Regions from separate parts of the Homo sapiens genome. Here region 2 is linked to region 1. Evidence: chromatin loops called from intact Hi-C (ENCODE). Cell type or tissue: thyroid gland. All regions are shown on one strand. Each heading gives the region's core, and the rest is flanking DNA. Links, peaks and the distances in the headings are about the cores only. Region 1 overlaps EGFR (epidermal growth factor receptor). Region 2 overlaps EGFR (epidermal growth factor receptor).

Region 1 (10,444 bases), core at 964-5,963:
TTCAAAAGTTAGAAAGTACCAAACACACTCAGTATTCATGGTTATACAAGTATGCATACACATGTATTGCTCCCTGAAAAGTGGTGTTGTTAAGGGAGTTTTTCTTAGTACGCGGCTTAACATATTTTTTTCTGTAATTTGTTGTTAGTTATAATGGGGAGAGAAAACAGGTTAGAGTCTCCCCTCTCAGTTTCACCTTCCATAAAACAGCTAAACTAGACGATCGTCAGACTCCTTCCAGCTGAAAACATCTGTAAAATTAAAAACAAATCTAAATGTATGCAAGATATGTATTTAAACATGCTGGTAATAAGTGTGCTGTCCCTATAATTTAGATGCTAAAACATTGATGTCATAATAATAACAACACCTCGCATTTGTACAGCACCTCATAGTTTACACAATGCCTTAACATTCTTCTCTCTCAGCCTCCTACAACCCCACAGGATTGGGATAGCTTTCCAGATTGGGAGGTGAGGGACCCAGGCTCAGAGCGATTCTGCTGTTGTCCGTAATCACCAGGCTGGTGATCAGTGGGCACTGGGTGCTCTCCTGCTACACAGCACTGTCTCTCAACATGCAGGTCAAGGTTACTTATTCCTCCTTCAAGACGTCATTGGGTTTTTTAGCTATGGATGCCCCATCACTTTTAGTTCTATTTGTGAATCAAAGGCTAAATAAAGTATTCCTCAAAATTTGTTATACTTCTGTTACTAATGCTTAATGTCCCTCACAATTTCTGTATATTTCTGTGTATTTCTGCTCTGTTTTGGTTCCTTTCCCAGGTTTCTTTTTTGTTATGAAGTAGTTTTTAGACTCAAGTCTCTTCTGTATGTGTTATAACTGCCCATTCCATAAGATACAGGGCAGTGAATTTGTGAGCCTTGAAAATATTTACTTTAGAAATGAGAAGTATGACTTTTCAACGTTGTGTCATCAACTTCTGTAAATTTTCCAGACCTATAAATACTTGCAGAAAAAAAATGAAAGGAGAAGGCAACTTGATTTAGCAGTTGGGTCAGTTAGCAATGCCTATGGCAAGCTGTAGTAATTCCCTTACATAGATTTGTAAGACTCATTTCTATGATTTAAATGAAGGCATACACTTAACCTCTTTAGGGTGTGAAACAGCTTTTACAAAAAGAGACAAACTTAAGAAACAGTGTGGCCCTCCAAGAGTGTTCATTTTCCATATCATACCATTTGTAATAAGCTATTCTGGCTGGGATTTACTTGCAAGCATTGGCTTTTAAGAAGAGATGGTTTCACACATCAAATTATTCACTTGGAGGCACTTTCTGGGTTGAAGGAATGGAATGGAGAGTGCGGCAGTGAGTAGATCTCTCAGTGACGGTGATGTGCCTCTCCCAGAAGAAATTTCAAAATGCAGTGTTCATTTTCCTCCACAAGAAAGGAAGAAACTGTTTTGTTATTGTTTATTCCTAACATAGTGGAAACTTTTCAGTACTCTGGCAGAAATTTCCCAAAAGCAATTTTCTATTTCATGATTATAAAGTAGCAAAGGAAAAAGTCCTGCACTCCAGCTGAGCAATGGATCTCCAGTTGTTATCTAGGTGCTGCAGGTTTAGAGAGGATTGCCAGGAGAACACATCGATTTTTCAGGCCTGTGATGACGTATCTCTTGTTGAATAAGTAAACCCTTCCAGTAAACAGACAGTTAGTATATTGATTTCAGGGTGGCTTTAGCCACTGAACCTGTAAGTCTTGCAAAGGTTACTTGGGCAAAAGCATCATTATTTTACCTTCAGTCAACAAAAATCTACCTGGCCAAGGCAGAACAGAAAGTTCAGCAATTTGATGAAGTGGGACAACATGAAGAATCAGGTGAGTTGCCTACTTTTTCACTTCACTTTCCACCTTTAGAGATTCTTGTTTAGATGCAGAGTAGTGACGTGCCTGGTGTCAGGGAGAGAGTTGAATGAGAAAAGTCCCAGAAGGGCAGAAGACTTGGGTGATTATCTGAGTCCATCTTTCCTTATCACATGACAGAGTTCTTGAAGTCTTGGCTAGGAATTCTAGGCTTTTAGATTCTTTGGGCAATGGCTACTAAATGTTCATAATGTTGCTCAGTTGCAAAAACAAGACATTCAAACTATAGCCAGGGAGATAAGTAGTCACGAACTCAAGGCCTAAATTCTGCTGATGGAGCCGATGAGAATTGGGTGCTAAGGCAAAGAGAGTTGCCAATATTATATTCTTCGGGGTTTTTTGTTTTTATTCGCATTTTGGAAAAGGAAAATATTAGCATTCCTCTGACTTAATATTGAGAAGACATTGGGCACTCTTTTTCCTCCCACACTTGTCTTCTTTCACTAGGTGACAAGGGAAGAGGTAGCATGAGGTGGTGGTCACAGGTGAGAGGGGCTGTTGTGAGCACAGGCATGTTGACTGCACATTGGTCACCTAGTAGAAGTTTTGCAGGCTTGGTGACTTCTGAACACTGTTTTCAAGGTTGATTTTTAGTTGAGAGAACCTCTAGGTACCACGTAATGTTATTAACAGTAGTACTGATCTCACAATCGCCCTATGTCCCATTCACAAGATGTTCTGCCAAGCCATAAAAGGCCCAGTTAAGTTTAAGAGAAGTCTCAAAAGTAACAGATGATAACTAATTAATACCCAGTGATTTTGAAATGTAGACATCAAACATACCAATTCAGTGGTATCATCCTTAGAGGCAGACAGAGGATGATTAAATCATTCAGCCCATCTCTGTCTGAGGACGCAGCTTAGCACAGCATGGTGGAGGCTAAATGGGCCTTAAGGGAAAAAATGATATCTGAAGATGCAATTTATTTCAAAAAGAGTTTGCTCCCGTGAATTTTCACTCTCTATGTAGAACGGCACCAGCACACACTTTTCCTGAGCCTTTGCATGTGTGGCAGGCAGCGGCCTGGCATCCTGGGGAACTGAATGAGGACGCAGATGACCCGGACGTGTTCACAGTTTGACACATCTGACTCCCAGATCAGGGACAGCTAGCTTTGCTGGCTGGTTAAGTTGATGATTCCATCTTTGCCTGGTTCTCTGACTGTCTCATGCTTTCTGTTATTACTATTTTGCAGCAGATATTTCTGCTCATTTTTCAATCATATATGCATCCTGGATGGCATAGAGTTGATTCTCCTAACAAATCAGTGTCCCTTTGTATTTTTTTCTGGCCATAAGATAGAATATATATGTCATTTATTAAAAATGGAGAAAATGTTCAGGAGTTTCTTGACTCAGAGAGGGAAAAGGGATACTCAGGGCACTTTTTCAGCCAGGAATTTACTACCTTTGCAGGGTAAAGGGGACTCACCACGCTGGAAGTCAAAATAAGCCACCAGTGCCAAGTGTTCAAAGCCCTTAGAATCACAATGCTCTTAAAGCAAAGTCTTCAACAATGCTTGAAAACTTCCACTGGTTCTCAGTATGTCCAAAATTGTCATGTCTATGAATGATTTTCTCAATCTGAAAATTTTTATAGCAGGCTAAAGAATGAGATAGGTCAGTGTGATTCTAGAACTAATCATTAACATTCAATAGATGACTATTTTATTCTAGAAAAAGCAGCAACTTTCTATTTACTCTCTATTTTGAGGGTAAATTCTCTGTAAGTAGAAAAAGCAAAATGTGGACATGGGACTAACATATGAATATACAAAGCAAATGTACCGAAAAAATCTTAAGACCTGCCTTGTGGTGTTTTTTGTTTTGTTTTGTTTTCATTAAAGTGACTTGTTAGCCTCTTGCTCCCTGTGAAGCACAGGGAGGTGACGTGATGTGCACAGGGCAGACTCTGCCATATGCCCTGGCCTTGAACTCAGGGCCCCCTGGGGACTGCAGGGGATGCTGGCCATGCTGAGCAATGCCTGTGGGTGTCAGTTTCCTCATCTGCAGAATGAGGGTAGGCCTGGTGCTTATTTCATAGGGTCGCAGAGGGGATTCAGTGACAGGGTGGTGTAGAGGCTGGAGCGTGCCCCATGTGTGCACGACAGCCTTCCAACTAGGGGAGGCGGGCCTGGGCTCTCACCAGAGAGCCTGTGTTCTCCATGGCTACATGACTTTGCCCCAGACGTCCTTCCCGTGGTCTGGACCCTGGGAAGTCGCCAAGAGCCAGACAGGAGAAAGGCTCCACTTGGCTCTCCTCTTTGGTGACCATCCCTTGCCTCCATGGCGGGACTCTCAGGTGACATCCCACCAACCCTCACTTTGCTTCCCTGGTGGGTCTCACTTTCCCTCAAGAGTGTTGCTTTTTTGTTTCCTGCATAGTCCTGGGCCAGTTTTGATAACCCTCTTCATTTCACTTCAGAAACCCTGATGATTTCTTCCTGTGCTCTTTTTACCTTAGGACTTTTACTATGACGACTGTGACTGGCCCATTTCTTGTTTTTTTTCTCTTGCTCTGCTTTCTCCCCCATCATCACTAAAGCAGACATGGCAATGATGGCCATGCACACTTTCCAAGGGTCCAGCTGTAGATCTTCATGGTTCCCCAGGTGCCTGGACCATCTTGTGAGGAGGGAGGCAAACACACCCTGCCTGGAGCACTTGGCCCTTTCGGCAATGTTTTGGCTTCCTCAAGTGAGAAAAGAATGGATTTGTATTCCCCCTCTGCATTATTGTTTTTGTTTTGTTTGTTTGTTTTGTTTTGTATTGAGACAGAGTCTCACTTTTTTCCCCAGGCTGGAGTGCAGTGGCCCGACCTCGGCTCACTGCAACCTCCACCTTCCGGGTTCAAGTGATTCTCCTGTCTCAGCCCCCTGAGTAGCTGGGACTACAGGTGCCCGCCACCACACCTGACTAATTTTTGTATGTTTTGTAGAGACAGGGTTTCACCATGTTGGCCAGGTGCCCATTATTATTTGATCTGGAATTAACTGAGCTACTGCAGGAATTGCTTGATTCACTGATGACTGGTGTTGAGCCAGTACACACCCACACCCAAGGACTGTGACTGTCTTCTGAGGTCCATCCTCAGAAATTCCTGTCTCTTCACCTAGTGTGTAATAAGGCCTGCGCGTGTTATATGGAACTGTAAAAAATGCGCCAACCATCTGTCCTTCCTCTTTATCTGATTACTTATCATTGTTCTCTAAGTTGCAAGTTAATAGACTGATCATAAATTAATGCATGCTGGAGACTTGCTGTTTCCTACTAGCAGCATATAAAAGTTATTTTTAAAGTTGTTTTAAATCTGTGAGTAAAAATAAATTGCTTTGCTGCAAGAAACACCAAACATGGAAAAGCTAACGGTTCAAAGTTAATAATTTATCTTATGGACATCACTAGTGGCATAGTTGCTTTAAACAGTGAGAGGATTTAATAGATATTTGATTTGCAAGTGGGATGAAGGGTGGTCTAACCTTTGTCCTGTGTTTACCTTCCATGAGATCCTAGAGGTTGTACAGCACAGTAGTGGCATGTGACACACTTGAGAGTGCCTGTTCTGTTTGGAAACCTGGAAACTATGAAGGGAAGTGGCCTTCGAGCTTAACACATAAGACTTGGGAGGCAAAACCTTTTATTCTCTTTAAATATTCACTTTAGGATAAGCATTTTTTTAGGTGTTAGGAACAGGGAAAACTGTGTGGTTAGGAAGGAAGAAAGAAGAAAGTTAACTGTTGTACATTCCCTAGGTAATGTTTTTAAGCATTGTTATTCACTTTCAAAACACATTTTATTTATTTGGACTTAATATTTTGATCTTATTTTTTCAATTTCTTTTAATTTAACAGACAGGATGAGTTTTTTTATAGTTGTATTACTTAGAAATTATACTAAAAATGGCCGAGTGTGGTGGCTCACACCTGTAATCCCAGCACTTTGGGAGGCCAAGGCAGGTGGATCACTTGGATCACTTGAGGTTGGGAGTTCAAGACCAGCCTGGCCAACATAGCAAAACCCCGTCTTCACTAAAAAAAAAAAACAAAAAAAAAACTAGCCACGCATGGTGGCAGGTGTGCCTGTAACCCTATCTACTAGGGAGACTGAGACATAAGAATCACTTGAATCCAGGAAGCAGAGGTTGCAGTGAGCAGAGATTGCACCACTGCACTTCAGCCTGGGTGACAGAGCAAGACTCTGTCTCGGAAAAAAAAAAAAAAAAGGATAAAGAAATCATACTAAAAACAAAACAGAATGCTGACCACCTTATAGAAATAGAAATAGTGGTTTGCTGTGATAGCAAATTTTCTTGTTAACTTTTTATTTTTAAAGAATTGCACATTCACAGGAAGTTGCAAAAAATCTACTGGGAGGTCCTATCCCCCTTCCCCCAACCTCCTCCAGTAGTAACATCTTAGTAGCAAAGTTTTGTATATTTATTTTGATATCATTATCTAAGTTTGACATCATTATCTAATATTAACCTAAGCCAAAAGCCCACTATTTTAATTATCTAGTGATGCAGTGTTATAGAACTCATAGCCTTTCACAGCATTATTTGGAAGTTAATTTTCTTAAGTGAAATGTTTTTGGTCTTTAAGGTTTGGAGGCCATGGAGGCATGAGGAGAAATGGGATGAGGGAGAGAGAGCTAAGATAGATAAAGACAGAGATGGGGAGATCCACTGATTCGTTGAACAAACCAGATACTTCCTTATAGTTTTTGGATTAACTTACATGAGCTAAGTTTATATTCTGTTCAGATCACAAGTGGTCAAGTTTGTGTGTGTGTGGGGGGGGGGGGGTGGGTGTGTGTGTGTACCACTCTACCCATCCTATATTTATTGTCCTGTATTTGGTCTGTTCTGCCTTCTTTATTTTCAGGATAGGTGTCCTAAATGAGGGTCTTTGGAAAGCTGGTGAGGCCATGTTGCCCGTTTCAGGTGTTCCGTGCTCAAATGTATTCATTTCTTGAAAAATTCAGGGAGTGCACACTTTTGTACATTTTCCTATGTGTATATGATACCATTATATAAATCTTAAAAATATATATGGTTCACCTGAATCCCCAGCCATTTGGTAGAGAAGATAGAAAACCTACAGAGGAGGCTAAGATTTTATTAGAAAATTCAGCTTCTCGACGGAGGTATTGGCTTTAAAGTCAAGGCAATGCATCTATTCTTTCTTTTGATATAACTAGCTAAAAGATCTCTTAAATTCAAAGTGGCCCTCATCTTACTGTTACTGCAATTTACTCTTAATTACAAATTATATAAAAATAGGTTTTGAAATACTGTAGCGACAAAGTAACATACCTCTGCTCCATTACACAGATAAAACCTCTAAGGAACACCTCCTCTCTTAACAGGCATTAACCAACTGCAGAAACTGCAGAAGGACAGGGCTATTTGGGAATAACACAGCTCCCTTCCTTGTCTGTTCCCTCCCATTGTCAGGCTTCTGTGGAGCCATATTCAGAGCAACATAGGGAGGGGGAAGAGAAAATCAACCCCTTGGTGAAGGAAAGCTCCCAATTCACAGAGCAAACATGGGTACTCTTGTTTGTGGGAGCTCCCAGGGCCTCCCAGCTCACCGAGCATTCTGAGCCCTGATCCTTACACTAATTGTATTATGCAACCATAAATGATGTCTGCTGTACCAGCGGGGACAGTTTATTTTAATAGATTGGTATAACTTGGCAGAATCTTATCTGCATGTTTCATCTTGGATTTTTAGCTCAATTCAACTCAATAGGCATGTGTCAAATGTCTACTGCAGACTGAGCACTGAAAAGCTGCTGGGTACAGGGTTACATGGATAGAAAACGTAGCCTCTGACCCCTAAGGAGCCTGTAATCCAGATCCCCATTCTTTCCATCCCATTCTCCCAAGCAAGAATTTACCTAATGTGGTTTGCGAGAATTTAAGAGCTGGAAAGGTGGTCACGAGAAGCCGGAATGGGTTCGCTAAAATGTGTCTATATGATTAAGCATAACGTAGCTTTGCAGCACTCTTCACAGCTTCCTCAGAGCCTTCCGCACGCGGTGTCTCATTTGAATACTTGTGTGAGGATAGCCTCATACCCCTCAGTGAGCTCTTCATGGAGTGATGCAGTAGACAGCAAGCCTCACACTTCTATGCTCACGGAAGACCAAATTTGCCTTGAAAAATCTTTATAGTCTCTTCACATTTCTAAGTTGACATCAAAAATCGGTTACCATAAAATCCTAATAGTTGAAGAGATGTAATTTCAATTATTTGGTAAACCTGACCTTCATTGTCAAAGCAATTAGTCAACTCAGATTTACTTTCTCCCAGATAATAGATTCTGACTTCTTTTTTTCTGATTAAAAAACTTAACACCTTCCTCAGGAGATCTATCTCAGTTCTGAATGCTGATTCTAACTAAGAAGGATATTTGGCTACATGCTGGGAAGAGGGGTACTGAGGCACGCCGCGATTCCACTCCAGCATTTCCAGTTAGTCGGGTGCCTCTGCACTCCCGGTGTTCCGGCGCCCAGTTAGTTGTGTACTCTGGGCTGTCCCTATACTGGAGTCCTAAAACACTTACGACTGCAGATAGGGGGAGGTTTTTCAAAACCTTGGTCTGAAAAGCCATAGAAGGGAGATAGGAAAGCGGGGGGGTGGAGCCACAGTACATTCAGGTGGATCCGTTTTTGGAAATAGTACAAACTGGAGGTGAAACCCTGGAAATTGATCTGTCGTTCACATGCTTCATGCCGAGTCCTTGTGGACCCACAGAGACACACTCGCCCCAGTTTGAAGGCTGCTAACTTGATTCTGAGGACACCAGTGAGGTGGTAGTGTGCAAATGATGTGTGAGGAAACTTTGGAGGAGTCTCACCCTGCCTGGAGCACGTGGCCCCTAAAACAGCGCAGCCTCCCAAAGACAGAAGATGTGGACTAGTGAGAAGCCAGGTATGGTGACTGCTGCTGGATGAAGCTTGTCCCACCAGAGGCTCGCTTGTTTCATTGAGCACCTACTGTGTGCTTGTGGGATGCAAACACACGTGTGGTCCCTGCCCTCAGGTTAATAGGCAGGGGTGGAACAGTTATGAAACTGCTCTAAAGTCATTTTCTCAAACTGGGAGTGACAAATGTATCCACTTGGAAAAGATTGAGAATTTTATAAGATTTTTAAATTTTTGTTTATTCACATTGAGGAGAATCTAAATTCTTTTGAACTTATGTATAGATTTCACCATTTTATAGTAATAAATCAGTCCTCCTGTGTGTGTGTGTGTATGTGTGTGTGTGTGTATGTAAACCTCACCTTGCAATATTATTATTTTAAATAGCCACTTGCATCTTAAGGAAATTAAGAGGACAAAAGAAAAGCTGCTGTTTTGTATGTATCCACATATTTACCAGCTGCTTCCCTGCCGGCAGGTGCTCTGGTTCTGCACTGCCTGTTGTCCCTTGCCTGAAAATGGTTGCCTCCAATATTTTGCTCAGTTTTCTGATTGTTTACAGTGGCAGAGGAGGGTAGATCTGGTACCAGTTAGTAATTGCCAGAGGTGGAAGTCTGTGGATGAAATTTGTATAACATGGAACGTTAGTTCCACAGTTAATGCTACTCAATTGGAACCCATGGAAATTATTTTTTGGTGAAAAGGGCCCATGCGTTATGAAATTTGAGATCCATCACTTTAAGTGAATGTAGGCCCTGGATACAGTGGGAGCTCAGAAGAGCAAATCAGTTGGTCACCTTGCTCAACGTATTTTACTAAGGGCATCAGTAAGGCTTTCTATGACCTGCTCCTTCAATGCTTGGTTGACATTTGGGGAGCAAAGATAAACTAAGGATTCTAAGTTCTGTCCTGTGATGCTGTAAGGGGAATCTCAAACCTCTAGGTGGAGGAGTGCAGAGATGACCAGGATGGTGGAAGCCTGCAGGAGAGCTGAACACCTGAAGACACCCAGTGGGAAGACCAGGACCTTTAACGCCCATATCTGCTGCTCAAGACTGGCAGAGAGAAGAGGGTTTGTGATGAGAAAAGGTGGTGAAAGGCACAAGGAGGCACAGAGCATGTCAGGTCCCATATCCCAAAAGGAATGTGCTTGGGTGAGGGAGAGCTCCTCCATGGCTGGAGGCATTCAGAGACCAGGCAGTCGCTTGTGGGTTTGTGATTAGAGTGAGGTTCTTTTATAAAGGGAGTGAGAAGAGAAGGTCTGTGGATACTTGAGTGTATCGGTAATTAAGAAATAAATTGTGTACATCCCATTTCTTTCCACATTTTCCTGGGCTGTCACAGTGGCTGCAAAGAAAGCAGTCCGTGAACTGAACTGTGATCCCAGACAGGCAAGCACACCAGGAATCTCTTCTCAGCTGTTGATAATGAGGGAGCGCTGGGGAGAGAAATGGGGTCCTCTTTGAGTTTCCTCTGTGCCGATACCTTTCTCTTTGTTAAAACAGCTAATTAAACACTGAAGCAGTATAGCTCTCTTACTATACACTGGTAGTCATAGTTCTCTTACTGTTCTCTTCACTGACAGTTCTCTTACTATACACTGATGGTGACGCAGAAATTCAGA
Region 2 (7,118 bases), core at 1-5,000, 160 kb after region 1:
CGCGTCCCCTGTCAGGCCCTCGAATGCCCTCCCACAGCCAGGCCCCTCTGAGGTTTCACTCTGGCCTGCTTGGCTCCTAGCAGCCACCAACCCATGATGCTGGGCCCTGAAAACACACGCAGACCTGGATGAGTGAGGCCACTGGGCACAACCAGGGCTCCCAGCTCACCAGAGCAGCCTGGGACACAGAGGGTGCTCAGAAACCTACCAGAGCAGCCCTGAACTCCGTCAGACTGAAATCCCCTGTTGCCGGGAGGAGGCGCCGGGCCTGGGGGACGGGTCCTGGGGTGATCTGGCTCGTCTGTGTGTGTCACTCGTAATTAGGTCCAGAGTGAGTTAACTTTTTCCAACAGAGGGAAACTAATAGTTGTCTCACTGCCTCATCTCTCACCATCCCAAGGTGCCTATCAAGTGGATGGCATTGGAATCAATTTTACACAGAATCTATACCCACCAGAGTGATGTCTGGAGCTACGGTGAGTCATAATCCTGATGCTAATGAGTTTGTACTGAGGCCAAGCTGGCTTTTATTGTTAGTTAATTTACATTATATCCTCTGACATGCAAGTATTTTCTTTCGAGATAATGACTAATGATAATGTAATCATTGCTGTCTATCTATTGTACTGAGAAAACACGGCAGAGGAAATCGAGTCCAGCTGCCGTCCAAAAGTCACTGGAGATTGCAATGAGCTCGTCTGGCAGGGTGGGGGGTATGGGAGGGAAAGAGCTTAGGAAACGGCTCTCCCTGCAAAGTCCAACCAAACTTTAACGTTAACCAAACCATTAATGTTGCCATGAATTTGAAGTGAACCAGAGGGAGGTGGCAGAAGAAGCTTAATGGGGAATAGTTCCGGTAGAGAAATGAGGCTTAAGATGAACTACCCTGGCCCTTATGTGTCAGAGAGAACGGCTTGACAAACACACACTGAGGATGTCTGCAGGGATAAAAGAAGAAAGGGAGATGACCCTTGCTTCTCGCTCTCGGGAGGACCATCTGGTCCGGCCCTGGGGATTCTCTGTTTCCTCTTCTGAATCCCAGTGTTGCCCAGCACTGGCCTGTACCCATCCTCACGAGGGCCGCTCTCCTCACCCGGCCCTAGGTCCCTGCCCTGTCCTGAGCCTACAGGGGCCTCCCATGTTGAGAAAGTGTTGCTGACACATTGTCTCTGACCGCTGTGCCAGGCATTTTCTGCTGAATTACCGCACTTGGTCCTTGAATTTCACCCAGCAACTTACTGAAAGGCTGGAACCCATGAACCTACCCCTTCACTGAGGAAAATAAGTTACCCCAGCCATCTACAGCGACAGGAGCAAGGGAGGAGTCGCCTCACCTCTCTAGAAATGTGTATTTGAGGAGAACACTATTGAAATGAATTTCCAAGAATAATCTAGTCAGTATTACAAAAGCAAAATTATTTGGGATATCGTCCTTTTTTACTTAGTATTTTTTCTTTTTCCTATAGCATTATTAACTTTCTGATTTTCCAAATACATACACATTTTTAAATTTCCTGAGTCTTTATCTCTTCTGTTAAAATGTAAGATTTATGATACAAAGGCAGAGATTTGTGTCCATGAATAAGTGAAGTTTGGTGTGCACCTGTGAGCTGAGCCACCTCAATTAATGGAACAGATAAGGAAATAAAGGTCTGCTGATGCATTGTTATTTACAGCCATTTTCAGAATGTATCTCCTCTCCACGAGGGAACTGCAGGGTCCTGCCCCAAGCCATTTATTTTGTCCTCAAGCAGCCCGCCCCTCCCACTCCAGGCACAGCCCGGTCTCCTGCTGGTCTCCCCTCTTCCCACTTGCTCCCCCTCATCTATGCTCCAGACAGAGGCCACATATATTTTTTAACTTTTTTTTTTTTTTTTTTGAGACAGAGTCTTGCCCTGTCACCCAGGCTGGAGTGCAGTGGTGCAGTCTCGGCTCACTGCAACCTCCACCTCCCGGGTTCAAGTGATTCTCCTGCCTCAGCCTCCTGAGTAGCTGGGATTACAGGCGCACACCACCATGCCCAGCTAATTTTTTGTATCTCTAGTTGAGACAGGGTTTCACTATGTTGGCCAGGCTGGTCTCGAACTCCTGACCTCATGATCTGCCCGCCTCGGCCTCCCAAAGTGCATATTTTTTAACTTTATCAGACTTTTCATTCTCTGCTCAACATCTTTCTTTGGTCCTCCAGGTATGTTCAGATAAAACCTGAGCACCTGGCCATGACTGATGGGTTGCTGGGCCATCTGGCCCTGGCAACTCTCCCGTCCACCAGGTCCCCCTCCCGTCACGCTCCAGGCATAGCCTGTGTGTGCCAGCGCAATGCCCACACTCCATGCACAAGTGGAAGCCCTCTCAAAGTCAGTGGCTTAGTGCCTTGATGTGGTCACACCCATTCTCAGGAAGTCCGTTCCCACTGAAAACATTGTGTGTTTTCAACATCATTGAGGCTGCCACGGCAGATTATAATCACTGGCCTAGGCAGCCCACTGGAACTACCAGACCATGAGCCTGAATTTTTTGTTTAAAAATCATATCCTGTTTTCTCTACTCTCTAGTCTCTAGTCAAGGTGAATTATTCAATTTAATAAATTAGGGGCCTAGTGTGTTGTACCAAGGAGCTAAAAAGAGAGAACTCGCAACACCTTCCAGCCCATTCTCCACCTAACACTGGCTATACTGGCTCTCCTCTCTCTCGCTGTTTGTTCCAAAATCTAATAACCTGTCTTCCCACTAGAATTCATCATACATGTTTAAAAACCTAGTTAAATAGTAGTTAAACTGACTGCATAGATCTGGAAATGAGACAGTCTTTCTTTTACAAATCCATATAGACTATGAGTTGGGGGCAGGGGATGACACAAGAATCTATTTTCTTGCCCCCAAACCATTGCTTTCCTTCCAATGTTAAGCTTGTATTCTGTGTATTAATTCAGGTGGTTCCGTTTGGGAATGGCCTCTGTTACCCAGAGATGGGAGGGCCATCAGAACTCGGGGTTGTCTGAAAAAACACTGGTTCTAAAATTATCACTGCTTTCACTTGTTTTTAACCATCATAGTTGTTTGATTTTGAAGGAAAAACATGAGGGTTTTTATTCTATGCTTGTTATATCTATATTGTGGTTTCGTATTTTTTAGATTTTAGTACCTGACATTTTTTTAACTTTTATTTTAGGTTCAGGGGTACATGTGCAGGTTTGTTATATAGGTAAATTTGTGTCATGGGGGTTTGTTACACAGATTATTTTATCACCCAGGGATTAAGCCTAGTACCCATTAGTTATTTTTCCTGATCCTCTCCCTCCTCCCATCCTCCACCGTCCTATAGACCCCAGTGTGTGTTGTTCCCCTCTAAGTGTCCATGTGTTCTCATCATTTAGCTCCCACTTATAAGTAAGAACATGCGGTATTTGATTTTCTGTTCCTGCATTAGTTTGCTAGGGATGATGGCCTCTAGCTCCATCCATGTTCTTGCAAAGTACATGATCTCATTCTCTTTTGTGGCTGCCTAGTGTTCCATGGTGTATATGTACCACATTTTCTTTATCCAGTCTGTCATTGATGGGCATTTAGGTTGATTCCATGTCTTTGCTATTGTAAATAGTGCTGCAGTGAAAATACGCATGCATATGTCTTTATGGTAGAATGATTTATATTCCTTTGAGTAATGGGATTGCCGGGTCAAATGGTAGTTCTGTTTTTAGCTATCTGAGAAATTGCCACACTCTTTTCCACAATAATTGAACTAATTTACATTCCCACCAACAGTGTAAAAGCATTCCTTTTTCTCCACAACCTCACCAGCATGTGTTGGGATTTTTTTTTTTTTTTACTTTTCAATAATAGCCATCTGACTGGTATGAGATGGTATCTCAGTGTGGTTTTGATTTTTATTTCTTTAATGATCAGTGATGTTAAGCTCTTTTTCATATACTTGTTGGCTGCATGTATGTCTTCTTCTAAAAAGTGTCTGCTCATGTCCTTTGCCCACTTTTTAATGGGATTGTTTAATTTTTTCTTGTGAATTTACTTAAGTTCCTTATAGATGCTGGTTATTAGACCCTTCTCAGATTTGTAGCTTGCAAAAATGTTCACCCATTCTGTGGGTTGTCTTCACTCTGATGATAGTTTCTTTTGCTGTGCAGAAGATCTTCAGTTTAGTTAGATCCCATTTGTCAATTTTTGCTTTTGTTGCAATTGCTTGATGTGTTTTCATCATGAAATCTTAGCCCATTCCTATATCCAGAATGGTATTACCTAGGTTGTCTTCCAGGGTTTTTATAGTTTGGGGTTTTACATTTAAGTCTTTAATCCATGTTGAGTTTATTTTTGTGTATGGTGTAAGGAAGGAGTCCAGTTTCAATCTTCTTCATGGCTAGCTAGTCATCATTTATTGAGTAGGGAGTCCTTTATTCATTGCTTTTTTTTTTTTGTCAACTTTGTCAACGATCACATGGTTGTAGGTGTGCAGCCTTATTTCTGGGCTCTCTATTCTGTTTCATTGGTCTGTATGTCTGTTTCTGTACTAGTACCATGCTGTTTTGGTTACTGTATCCCTGTAGTTTAAAGTCAGGTAGCATCATGCTTCCAGCTTTGTTCTTTTTGCTTAGGATTGCCTTGGCAATTCAGGCTCTTTTTTGGTTCCATGTGAATTTTTAAATTGTATTTTCTAGTTCTGTGAAGAATCTCATTGGTAGTGTGATAGGAGTAACATTGAATCTATAAAATACTTTGGGCAGTATAGTCATTTTAATGATATTGATTCTTTCTATCCATGAGCATGGAATGTTTTTCCATTTGTTTGTGTCATCTCTGATTTCTTTAAGCAGTGTTTTGTGGTTCTTATTGTAGAGATCTTTCACTTTCCTGGTTTACTGTATTTCTAGGTATTTTATTCTTTTTGTGGCAATTGTGAATTGAATTGCATTCCTGATTTGGTTCTCAGCTTGACTGTTGTTGGCATATTGGAATGCTAATTATTTTTGTACATTGATTTTGTACAACTGAGTCTTCACTGAAGTTGTTTATCAGCTTAAGGGGTTTTGGGTCAAGACTATGGGGTTTTCTAGATATAGGATCATGTCATCTGCAAACAGAGATAGCTGTTTTCCTCTCTTCCTGTTTGGATGTCCATTATTTCTTTCTCTCACCTGATTTATCTGGCCAGGACTTCCAATACTATGTTAAATAGGAGTGTTGAGAGAGGGAATCCTTGTCTTGTGTCAATTTTCAAGGGGAATGTTTTCAACTTTTGCCCATTCAATATGATGTTGGCTGTGGGTTTGCCATAGATGGCTAATATGTTGAGGTTTGTTCTTTAAATACCTAGTTTATTGAGAATTTTAAACATGTTGAATTTTATTGAGAGCCTTTTCTGCATCTATTGAGATGATCATGTGGCTTTTGTCCTTAGTTCTGTTTGTGTGGTGAATCACATTTATTGATTTGCATATGTTGAACCAATCTTGCATCCCAGGGATGAAGCCGACTTGATTGTGGTGGCTTAAGCTTTTTGATGTGCTGCTGGATTCGATTTGCCAGTATTTTGTTGAGGATTTTTATGTCTATGTTCATCAGAGATATTGGCCTGAAGTTTTCTTTTTTTGTTGTATCTCTGCCAAGCTTTGGTATCAGGATGACATTGGCCTCATAGAATGAGTTAAGGAAGAGTCCCTCCTTCTCAATTTTTTTGGAATAGTTTCAGTAGGAATGGTACCAGCTTTTTTTGTACATCTTGTAGAATTTGGCTATGAATCCATCTAGTCTTAGGCTTTGTTTTGGTTGGTAGGCTATTTATTACTGATTCAATTTTGGAGCTCATTATTGGTCTGTTCAGGGATTCAGTTTCTTCCTGAGGTTTTTATTTTTATCAAATGGAACTTAAGCTTTTTCATTTCCAATTTTTTTATGATCTAAAAATGTGCAGTTTACAGCCCTGTTCAGAATCTGCATCTTCCTCATTCTGCAGATACAGGTCCCTCAGAGCAGGTGACTGAGTGTGTATCCTGTCTGGAGCATAATACTTATGCTAGTAGAGTTACTGTTGTCTTTATTGTTAATTACCAAAGTTTACCACTTATCAGTCACTTACTACTTGCTGGGCATTGCACTAAGCATTTCAGTTGTATTATCTTGTTGGGTCCTTACAGCAATCCTGTGAAACAGATACTGCTATTACCCCACTTTATAGAGAGGTAGACTGAGGCTTCCAGCATTGAAGCAAATTGCCCAAGACTACAGAAATGTAGGTTTCTAAACATCAAGAAACAGTAACCAGTAATGATGACTAAAGCAAGGGATTGTGATTGTTCATTCATGATCCCACTGCCTTCTTTTCTTGCTTCATCCTCTCAGGGGTGACTGTTTGGGAGTTGATGACCTTTGGATCCAAGCCATATGACGGAATCCCTGCCAGCGAGATCTCCTCCATCCTGGAGAAAGGAGAACGCCTCCCTCAGCCACCCATATGTACCATCGATGTCTACATGATCATGGTCAAGTGTGAGTGACTGGTGGGTCTGTCCACACTGCCTAGCTGAGCCTTGGTGGCTGCTCTTAGCCAAACAGCTGAGGCCTTTGCATCCCTGGAGAAATGTCATCACATTACTTAAGGCAGGCACACAAATCCAGAAACATCTGTAAATACCCCTTCAAGCATTCTTTTAAAGACACTTCTTGACTCATTGGGCAGTATGACCTGACATTTGCCCATGTTTGCAAGCAAATAAATAAAACTAAAGTCTTCCGCAAGCCATTACACCAAAATATTCTATTCGCTGAGTTACTCAATGAAATACCGAGTTGCCCTATATTTTGAAGCCTGTTACCAGAGAGACTGAATGTTTTTAAATGCATGGCAGTGAGTAACAACATAAGGCTAATAGAGTCAACATTTCTGCTTTGACTTAAACCTTTTAAACCAGTGGATTTATGTGAAGTCTCTGCAGTGTGGCATTTAAACATTTCAATCTAAATAAGAGTGTGTAATTTGATTGATGCTATTATTCTACCAGATTCACGAGTGCAGTGGGCTCTGGAGGTAGCATTACATGCATGGGATGAGCATTTGCAAAAGAAAGTTGTATAGGGAATATGACAGAGCCAAGTTAATGTAAATATTA

The links. A loop is a pair of places that touch in the nucleus more often than their neighbours do. Peaks named below come from ENCODE experiments on the same cell type or tissue, not always from the same donor. Only the 100,000 strongest peaks of a DNase experiment are listed, where the experiment ranks them.
Region 2: it touches region 1 in a loop (2.1-fold over the local background); 5 of 110 quality-filtered maps call a loop at or near these places.

The regions. Positions count from the first base shown.
Region 1 is chr7:55,029,591-55,040,034 of GRCh38, forward strand. All of the region lies in intron 1 of EGFR (epidermal growth factor receptor), which reads left to right. Among named protein-coding and RNA genes, the nearest start is that of EGFR, 16 kb to the left of the region's middle. In thyroid gland, for the core only: no CTCF peak of the experiment used is centred there; DNase peaks (open chromatin) are centred at 3,331 and 4,841; H3K27ac peaks cover 3,926 bases.
Region 2 is chr7:55,192,366-55,199,483 of GRCh38, forward strand. It overlaps EGFR (epidermal growth factor receptor), which reads left to right. Exons shown (of 28, transcript NM_005228.5): 22 at 401-476; 23 at 6,352-6,498. Among named protein-coding and RNA genes, the nearest start is that of EGFR-AS1, 7.0 kb to the left of the region's middle. RefSeq lists an enhancer at 1-604. In thyroid gland, for the core only: no CTCF peak of the experiment used is centred there; a DNase peak (open chromatin) is centred at 2,336; H3K27ac peaks cover 2,718 bases.